Regions from separate parts of the Mus musculus genome. Here region 1 is linked to region 2. Evidence: chromatin loops called from intact Hi-C (ENCODE). Cell type or tissue: left cerebral cortex. All regions are shown on one strand.

Evidence for each region. Peaks named below come from ENCODE experiments on the same cell type or tissue, not always from the same donor. Only the 100,000 strongest peaks of a DNase experiment are listed, where the experiment ranks them.
Region 1: a loop joins it to region 2, with 3 times the contacts of the local background. A loop is called at or near these places in 6 of 42 quality-filtered maps.

Annotation. Positions count from the first base shown.
Region 1 is chr11:100,011,965-100,016,964 of GRCm38, reverse strand. Krt33a (keratin 33A) reads left to right here and starts at 753. Exons shown (of 7, transcript NM_027983.3): 1 at 753-1,165; 2 at 2,132-2,214; 3 at 2,718-2,874; 4 at 4,249-4,410; 5 at 4,501-4,626; 6 at 4,845-5,000. The coding sequence starts at 818. In left cerebral cortex, no CTCF peak of the experiment used is centred here; no DNase peak of the experiment used is centred here.
Region 2 is chr11:100,279,760-100,284,759 of GRCm38, reverse strand. It overlaps Gm14206 (a long non-coding RNA gene), which reads left to right. Exons shown (of 5, transcript XR_880211.2): 2 at 3,594-3,774; 3 at 4,178-4,305. Among named protein-coding and RNA genes, the nearest start is that of Krt42, 12 kb to the right of the region's middle. In left cerebral cortex, CTCF peaks have their summits at 1,988 (motif pointing left) and 2,575 (motif pointing right); DNase peaks (open chromatin) are centred at 1,981, 2,571 and 2,892.

The DNA.
Region 1 (5,000 bases), 270 kb after region 2:
GCTGTGTGTAAAATAGGAACAACATCATTTACCTTGAAGATTTGTGCCAAGGGATGGTGAGATCCAAAAGTTGTAAAACAATGCCAGCCAACAGGACTGTCTGGGAACTGTGCAGGTGTCCAACAAGTGGGAGTTCCCTCTGCCTGTAGCACTTGTCCACCTTCCTCTCCTTGAAGTGTCTAGTACCTCGATTGAGATAAGATGCGATCCTAGTGCTGTCTGCGATGTGATTGGTGGACGGTATCTACAAGCAGGGTCACAAAGAAGCTAGGCTATCTCAGCACCTGGTTTTCGTTTGTTTGTTTGTTTGTTTGTTTGTTTGTTGTTTGAAAACTGTGATTCTGACCTTTGGAAATCGGGCATAGGAAGAATTCTGCTTCTCTGTTTCATTGAGCAGGACCAGTGGCTCACTCAAGTGTCAGGGGCCCTCACAGAGTAGCAGCACTGTCCCTTGACCTACCACACCCTATTAATGAAGGTTGGGCCTTTCATGAGACCTACCCTTTGAAGTCATACCACCAAGCTCTTACCTCATGATGGATGGCACGGCAAGGAGTCCCGACTGAGGGAGAAGCCCAAGTAAAGCCTTTTATGAGGTAAGGGAGTCTTCTGAGGAAGCAGAGCAAATGAATGGGGTAGCCTTTGACCATCACTAAATGAGCAAAGCCAAAAGAAAAAAGAGAGAGAGACTGACTTATACGTCCCCACCCAATTTGGAGTGGATATAAAAGCTCACCAGAGGAAGGGGACTCAGAGCTCTGAGGCTTGGAGAATACACACCTCATCTTCAGCCAGGCACCTCCCTCCCTCCAGCACCATGCCATACAACTGCTGCCTGCCCGCCATGAGCTGCCGCACCAGCTGCTCTTCCAGGCCCTGCGTGCCCCCCAGCTGCCATGGCTGCACCCTGCCCGGGGCCTGCAACATCCCCGCCAATGTGGGCAACTGCAATTGGTTCTGTGAGGGCTCCTTCAATGGCAATGAGAAGGAGACCATGCAGTTCCTGAATGACCGCCTGGCCTCCTATATGGAGAAGGTGAGGCAGCTGGAGAGAGAGAATGCAGAGCTGGAATGTAGGATCCAGGAGAGGAACCAGCAGCAGGACCCCCTGGTGTGTCCTGCCTACCAGGCCTACTTCAGGACCATTGAGGAGCTGCAGCAGAAGGTGAGCGGGACGGGCACCCACAGCATTCCTAGCAGGAAGTTCTCAGGAGAACGTGTGAGACACAGAAATGACATGAACTCTTGGCGTGGTGGAAAATTTGATAACCACATTTCCAGCTTTTTAAGCATTTTTTTTCTTGTGGACTCTTCTATTTGCAGACTGGAGACTGTTAGTTTTGAATCTTGGCAGAAATTAGACTTGGTGGAGGTCATAGGAGTTTAGATAACCCCCACTATTATTAAGAGTGGTCTGTGGGTGTTTCTGAGCTCTGAAAGTATTTCCTTAAGGAAAGAGAAAAGGACTGAGCCAAAGAAGGAAGTCATGTAGTAGGAAGGACCAGGTTTTTTTCTCTCTTAACTTGGTATGTTGCTACTCTGACCTCTGGTTGACCTCTTTTGGGCACCTTACCACTCTGATCTCATTATCTTGACCCTGGAATTTCCTTGGTGCACCTTGTACAGTGAGGAATAAGAGTATTTCACTAAAACCAGAAATATTAGACACTAAATAGAAATGGTCCCAAGCCATCCAGGATGGCCCTGAGAACAGGAACAACCTCCATTGCCTCTGCCCCTGTGTTTCTGCTTTATGTATTCATCTTGCCAACTTGACTGAAAGTTTGTTAAAGTGCAATATTTTTTTAACTTTTAGAGCCTTTCTAACCAAACACCAGTTGTTTTAAACAAATACAAATTGTTTTTATCAGTTTATTAATATTCCTTATTAAGAAAGGAGAAAAATAAGATCATCTGCTGATAAATTTTTGTTTATTTGCATGTCTGCCTCCAGATTTAGTCCCTCAAGTATTTTTTGAGCATTTATTGTATATGAATAGCATGTAATAGACACACAATATGCTGTAATTAAAAAAATATTCTGATGTTTCCATATAAACAAATTAAGAGGATTTCTCTTGATAAAAAGAGCCACCCTCCTGCTCATTATACAATGTTTTTGGATCTCTAGATCTTGTGTGGCAAATCTGAGAACGCCAGGCTGGTCGTGCAGATCGACAATGCCAAGCTGGCTTCTGATGACTTCAGGACCAAGTGAGTGGGTGGATCAGTGGGGCGTTATTGCTTGTCTCTACCTCCCTTTTCTCTCTTCCCTTTTTCTGTTGTTCACACAGGCCTGTGTTGATCCAGATTTCCCCTAGGAGTTTCTCCAAGATCTACACTCCCTCCTCTTCCCTCTTCCCTTTTGTAGAATGGCATCTCTAGCCCTAACCTCAACTCCACCAAACTGTATGTCTGTGACTAGCCTAGTCTTCTACTGTGTGCAGGACTCAGTCATAAGAATGTGTGAGGTTCTTTCCTTCTGGAAGCCTCGAAGTTTACAAGCTCTTATCTCCTCAGATTCCCTGTCTTTGTGAAAATAATTAACATACACTTCCCTGAGGGACCTACTTCTGGATCTTGACAACTTAAATAGAAGGAGACAGTTATAAAAACTAGTATCTGTCATGCCTAGTTATCCAACAAAGCAAACCAAAGCAGAGTCTGGGCTAGGCATGCTCCTACCCACTCTATCCCCGATTCTCCTGTGATTGCAGGTACGAGACAGAGCTTAGTCTGCGGCAGCTGGTAGAGGCTGACATCAACAGCCTGCGCAGGATCCTGGATGAGCTGACCCTCTGCAAGTCTGACCTGGAGGCGCAGGTGGAGTCCCTGAAGGAGGAGCTGCTCTGCCTCAAGCAGAATCACGAGCAGGTGAAGTCTCCCAAAGTGAAGCACACGGTCAGACTGGCCAGGACATGTTTGTAACTGCCACGGGCTGTGGGGAGAGGCTGTGAGTTGAGGCTCAATTAGCTCAGAAAGCTGTTCTCCAAACAAAAATGTATTTGTGGAGAATGAGTAATCTTGATAGGAGATTTGGATTTTTTGCCAGAGGCTGGAACAAGAATAAAGGAAGTTGGCTAGCTCAGTCAGTAATGAGGAAAGGTCAGAGCTAAGGCAGCTGCTGTAGACTCTGTCACTCCCCAATGAGAGTGTTTGTGGACACCATTGCTGACTGTGATTCTCCATTTTGAATGGCAAGGAGCAGGGTGGCTTAGGGCTGCCCAACAAGAGGGCTGAGCTGGACTCAGAACACAACTCTTCATTGCCATCCAAAATGCTTTTGGATATCTGTACTGCTTGGAAGAAATACGGAGTAAGGTGTTTGTCAGTCACCACCACACAGGAAACACACAGGTGCAAACTCTACATCCTAGAATTCTGTATGTAGTGACAGTTAATGCTAACCAAGAGCTTATTATGCACTCAAATTAGTGCTAAGCACTTGAGAACTTCAGAAGAAAAAAAAAAGATGAGCAATTTGAAGATTCTAGAACAGCGGTTCTCAACCTTTGGGTTCACGACCCCCTTGGGGGGGGGTTCAAATAACCCTCTCATAGGGGTCACCCAAAACTGTCAGAAATATCGAATATTTACATTATGATTTATAACAGTAGCAAAATGACAGTTATGAAGTAGCAACAAAAATAATTCTGTTTGGGGATCACCACAACATGAGGAATTGTTATTAAAGGATTGAAGCATTAGGAAGGTTGAGGATCATTGTTCTAGATGCTTCTAGAAGTTATACGAGGATGTTAAAGATGAGATACAATCTAAGTCTGTCTGGTGGCTGTGTAAGCCCAGAACCGAGTTCTGTTGTCTCCATGAAGATGTCAGGAGTAACATGTAGAGATGTTCGCTTTGTTTTCTTTGTAGTCAGACATCCAAGCTTAAGGAAAAAATAATTTATGGATATGGTGGGGATATTTCAGCAAGACATCTGAACTGGGCTATTAGGGAGCAGAATATGAATGGTTGCCGACTCCATCTCAGCTCTGGTACTAAACCATGACATCCCTCTAAATAGAAAGTGTTATATTTAGCATGAAGGGCAGAGTGGGGTATGGGCTTGAAGGTGCTTTGAGAAAGGAATCAGTTTATCACTGACCACAGGGAAAAGGATGCTGGGAAGGAACAGAATGGAGACTGTAGAAGGATTCAGCGCACCAGATGCCCAAAAGCATCCTCTCAAGGAGAGCATCAAGATCCATTGTGATGTTTTGAATTTTCCCTTTCCCCTGCCAGGAAGTCAACACCCTGCGCTGCCAGCTTGGAGACCGCCTCAACGTGGAGGTGGACGCTGCTCCCACCGTGGACCTGAACCGAGTACTCAACGAGACCAGGTGTCAGTACGAGGCCCTGGTGGAAACCAACCGCCGGGAAGTGGAGGAATGGTACACCACACAGGTGGGCATCTGAGCCCATGGTAACTCAGGAACCGAGTCCCCAGGACTGTAAGGCAGGGTCTGATCCTGTCCCTCCCCTTGCCTATTGCAGACAGAGGAGTTGAACAAGCAGGTGGTGTCCAGCTCAGAGCAGCTGCAGTCCTGCCAGGCCGAGATCATCGAGCTGAGACGCACAGTCAATGCCCTGGAGATCGAGCTGCAGGCCCAGCATGAACTGGTGTGTAGTGTCTAGACTGCTGCTGAGCAGTGTGGAGTTGGGAGGCAGAGTCACTGGGGTGTCCTTGGGGCTTCTCTGTCTCTGTCTCTGTCTCTGTCTCTGTCTCTGTCTCTGTCTGTCTCTCTTCTTAGCTCTTGAAGCCTGTGACTTCTCTGGAAGTCATGCAGAAACCTTCAGAGGGAACAGCTCTGTGACAGCCTTTGTCTTCTCCCCCACAGAGAAACTCTCTGGAGAACACCCTGACAGAGAGTGAGGCTCGCTACAGCTCCCAGCTGTCCCAGGTGCAGTGCCTGATCACCAATGTGGAGTCCCAGCTTGGTGAGATCCGGGCTGACCTGGAGCGTCAGAACCAGGAGTACCAAGTGCTGCTGGAC
Region 2 (5,000 bases):
CCAACCTCTGTAAGGGAAGCACGCCTTCCCTAGCCCATACCTACTGCCTTTAGGATCCAGGCCGCTTTCCCTGCTAGGGTCCCTGGCAGGCTGGCCCTCCCCCCCATCTCTCTAGGCTCAGCATCCATCTCTGTCTCCCCTCCTCTGGCTTGTCTCACTCTTCTCAGAGAGTGTGAGCTTCTTGTGTGCCACTGGCCTTCACACCTGACAGCCATACCCGTGTGGACAGGCAATGTCTACAGTGACTCCAGTTTGTGCTGTGCCTCCGTACCTGTCCTGCCTCTTGACTGGCCCAGGGTGCTTAGATGCCCCCAGAATTTAATCTGCTCAGGCCTTCGGTGTGCCTCATAAGGATAAGTGATAGCGCCCAAGTGTCCCTGTCAGGTTTTCTGGCCAGGCCTTGCCTCACACAGTTCAAAGGTGACCTAACTGGAAGGGAACTGAAGCTTGAAGTCATCAGGGCCTGGTGACCTGTGTGTGCTGTCAACACTCCTGGTCCTGATTCTGCTTGCTCTAGACTGGGAATGTGGGGGACATCACTCTACCTTGGGTTTGGTATCTCCTGGGAAGATTCTAGAAATCTATCCTGGGATCACGGCCTGTTCAGGCTTGTCTAGGGGTAGCCCTGTGGTAATGTAAGGTTTTTTTTTTTTTTTTTTTACTATAGTGGCAATGGCGGCTTTGTGTGAGTGTGAACGAGTGTGTAATGTGACAATGAAGAGGTTGTAGGACTGAAAGCACGGGCAAGTGTACAGGGCAAAAGTGTGCACACATGAGACAAGTGTGACTGTGTGTCAGTGTGAGGTTGTGTGCGCATGTGCGATTGTCTATGAGCATGTGAGAGCATGTGTCTAAGCTTAGAGTGTGGCTGTGTGTGGACCTGAGGATGCAGGGCTGTGAGGTATGTGTCTGTGTGCCACGTGCACGCACTAGTGCAAGGGCATGTGATTAGACTTGAATGAGGTTGAATGTGTGAGTCCATATGGTAGCCGTGTGCAAATGTATGTGTGGGCTGTGTAGGTGTGCATTTGTGTGCAAGCTCTGTGAAGGTGAGTTGCATGTGCACCTGTGTGAACTAGCCACTTGCGTTGGGGAAGTGCTGAACTTGGACTCAGGCCCACCTCTCCTCTAAGGTTATAGTCAATGTAAGTGAAACCCAGAGTCTTTCTATGAATTCTGGGAAATTCCAGGGAACTGCAGGCTCAACCCCCGCCCCCCAGGGGAGTTTCCACATTCTAGTGAGAACTTTGAGGCCTTTCTTTCTTTCCTTCTTTCTTCCTTCCTTCCTTCCTTCCTTCCTTCCTTCCTTCCTTTCTTTCTTTCTTTCTTTCTTTCTTTCTTTCTTTCTTTCTTTCTTTTTCTTTCTTTCTTTCTTTCTTTCTTTCTTTCTTTCTTTCTTTCTTTCTTTCTCTTTAAAAACGCAACATGGAAGAGAGTCAAAATAATACTGACAAAATGTATGTAGGATTTAAGACATAGAATCACAGGACCTTGCACTAGCATGCATTCTGAAATGTATATGTGTGCACACGTTACACATGACGCACAGACCCATACCTCACAATCTTATATCCCCAATAAAGGCATAGAATCTACTATGTGTTATTAGACACTCAAACTTAAAAAAATCAATTTAATTTGAAATCACATGAATGTGTGTGTGTGTGTCTGTCTGTCTGTCTTTGTGTGAGAATGTGCAAGTGAAGTGCCCACAGAGGCTAGACATATTGAATTCCCTGGAGCTGGACTTCCAAGTGATTGTGAGCTACCTACTATGGGTGCTAGGGACTGAACTTGGGAAGGAAAAACATGCTCTTAACTGCTGAGCCATTTCTCCAGGACCTCAGACACTAAATCTTTCGACATGGGCCCTTCCCCTATCCTCATGGCCCTGGAGTTAGTGAGCAGAAGCCATTCCCAGGTCTGAGGTCAAAACAACCGCGGTGTCTGTCCAGCTAGCCCCGAGCAGCTCAGTGCTGCCCTCTGCAGGCGCACGATCAGAGATTCGAGCCTCTTAGCTCCAGCCTAGGTGACAAAGAGCCTATCTGGCTCATCCAGTGAGACCCTCTTGCTGTTCATCCACACATGCAGAACATGCTTGGATGTGCATGTAGGGTAGCCATGTAGGTGTGCGCATAGCCGTTTCTTTCATTGGTTTGTATCGGGTTCCCAGTTTTGGGGGGTCACACCCTGTGTGGCATGCACACCAATAACAGCTGCTGCTGTTAAAGAATTTTCAGTAGGAAGAGAGTACTCCTCTTGAAGAATAGGGACTGACCCAGGGATCCCCAAACTCGAAGCTGGCCTTGGGGTGAGCAGTTTCATAGAGGAGCCTAAGGGGTAGGAAAGGAGTGACGCGTGGGACAATGGACACAGTGGCCCAACTGGGGCTTGGTGCAGTGGGAGAGTCGGGGGGTGGCATACTAGGGAGTTGTATAATGAGGGAGATGAGCTGACCCAGACTCCAGGGAAGGGGTCTGAAGAGGCAGCTGACAGATATGTGGTCCAGCATCCTCCTGAATTTCTTCTGTGTCTTTGTGAACAAGGGTGCAGTACCGCAAATTACCAGCAGATGGTGCTCTAGCTACAGGATTGAAGCTTAGGTTGCACTCTGTAATGCGTTCTTTCCAAGAATGGAAAGATGCTGGAGCCTAGAGGCCAAATGGCTTCCCTTTTAGGGCAAGAGGACCTTGGGACGAGGTGGGGCGGGACTCCACACTGTCCCTTCAGCTTCCTGGTCAGGTACCTGCCTGTTCAGCTTCTATTCTTTTCTGTCTCTCAGCGACTTTGAAACACCCCCCAGGAACATAAAGACCCCCTCTGGTCTGCCCTGGAGGTTTTTCTCTAGACTCCAGAGTCTGTTGAGAGTCAGACAGCCTTTTTAGAAAGTTCCTGGTTGTTATAATCCAGGGCTCCGCCCCACTCTCTTACTTCCCTGGACGGCCTGTAGGAGGAGATTCCTTGTCTGTTTTAAGCTGGAGTTGTTAGGACCAGACACAGCTCACTCTCCTGCCACAAAGATCTAGAGGCTTCCACAGGACTGGTTGGTGGGCACAGCTCTCTTCCTAGCTGAGCTTGGGGCTTGGGGGCTGTTCCTTAATGGCTGTGGGGACAATGGAGATTATGGAGGAGGGCCCTTCAGTTGTATATCCTTCCCTCCTCTCCTTTGGGGAAAGGGCTTTCCCAACTCTGGTGACTTGGTCATTCATTTGATCATTTATTTGACAAGCATTGTTTGGTGTGTCTATTTCTGGGGACAGAGATGGAGGTGGCCGGGTCCCATCACCAATAAACAGGTGAGGATGTACAAGGTGTCCCTCAGCTTCCCTCCGCCTAAATTATGTCTGCAACACAGAATTACAGTCATCACTGCCCACCTGTTCAACCTAGAAAGCTATCCCCCTGCTTCCAACCTGCCCTGGCCTGTGCCCTGCTGGCCACCTGCCCTGATCCATGCTCCTGCTGGCTACCCAGCTCTGTGTCCATTTTCATGTCTGTTTCCCAGGCTGTCACCTCAGTCTGGGGTGGGTTCTGGGTTCTCCCCAGTGTTACATTTTTCTCTCACTAAGGAAAGCCTTTTTCTCAAACTCCAGGAGCTGGGAGGAGGTGGGGCAGAAGCAAAGACACAATGGATGAAGGTGACCCAAAGGGACTGTTCAGATGGAAAAGAAGACCCACAGACAACATGGGGAAACCACTCACACAGCGAGTGTGCGGAGGCTGAGCCATGCTTGTGAACCATGTCATCAGCTGGCAAGGAGAAGACAGGCAAAGGTCAGGAAAGGTCAGCTTGTAGGGGTCAAAGGTCAGCTCGTAGGGGTCGGTAGGGACCCAAGAAGAGATCCTGGATATTTATGTCAACTTGATATGAGCTAGAGATATCTGAAAGAAGGGAACCTCCATTGAGAAAACACCTCCATAAGATTCAGCTGGAAGAAATTTTCTTAACTAGTGATTGATGGGGGAGGGCTCAGCCCATTGTGGGTGGTGCTGTCCCTGGGCTGGTGGTCCTGGGTTCTATAAGAAAGTAGGCTGAGCAAGCCAGCAAGTAACCCTCCTCCATGGCCTCTGCATCAGCTCCTGCCTCCAGGTTCCAGCCTGTGTGTTCCTGTTCTGACTTCCTTCAATGATGGACAGTTCTGTGGACGCATAAGACAAACAAACCCTTCTCTCCCAGGTTGCTTCGGTCACGGTGTTCCATCACAGCAATAGAAACCCTAACAAATCCAGGACGGATGCTTCGTGTCACCCAGGAGTTAGGAGTGAAAACTGAGGTGACCAAGGAGCCCTTTGACGTTGGCAAAGGTAACCATAGAGCCTGCAGCATGGGGAACAGCTGGGTCTCACTGGTTTCCCGGGCTGCTACAAGTTAGTGGGGAAGCTCAATTCTATTTGGTTGGGGAGTGGAGGCAGAAGGATCAGAAGCTCAGAGACATCTTCTAGTCTGCCACTAGATAGCAAGTTTGAGGCCAGTCTGGGCTACAGGGGACTTTGTCTTAAAACAACAACAACAACAAACAGTCATTGGGTATGGTGGCATGTATCTTTAATCCTGGCACTTGGGAAGCAGAGGCAGGTGGATCTCTGTGAGTTCCAGGATTGCCTGGTTTACATGTGAGTTCCAGGAAAGCCAGGGCCACACAGCGATACCATGTCTCAAAACCAAAACCACGGAGCCATCTCTCCAGCCCTCCGGACTGTTGGCACTCATCGCTCTTGCAGAGGTCTCACGATTGCTTCCATTATCCAGACTGAGTGGCTTACACCCACCAGTAACTCCATTTCCAGGGATCTGATACCCTCTGGCCCCGTTGGGCACATGCACACACATGTATGCATGCATATGTATGTATTACGCATACTTGCATCCATTCATCCATAATAATAAAAATAAATAAAAAATGAGAAAAAGGGATAAAAATTATTTGCCAGCCAGGTGAATGTCTATACTCCTTGGAGGTAGGTGGGTTATGTAAACCCGGAAGTTTAAGGCTAGCCTT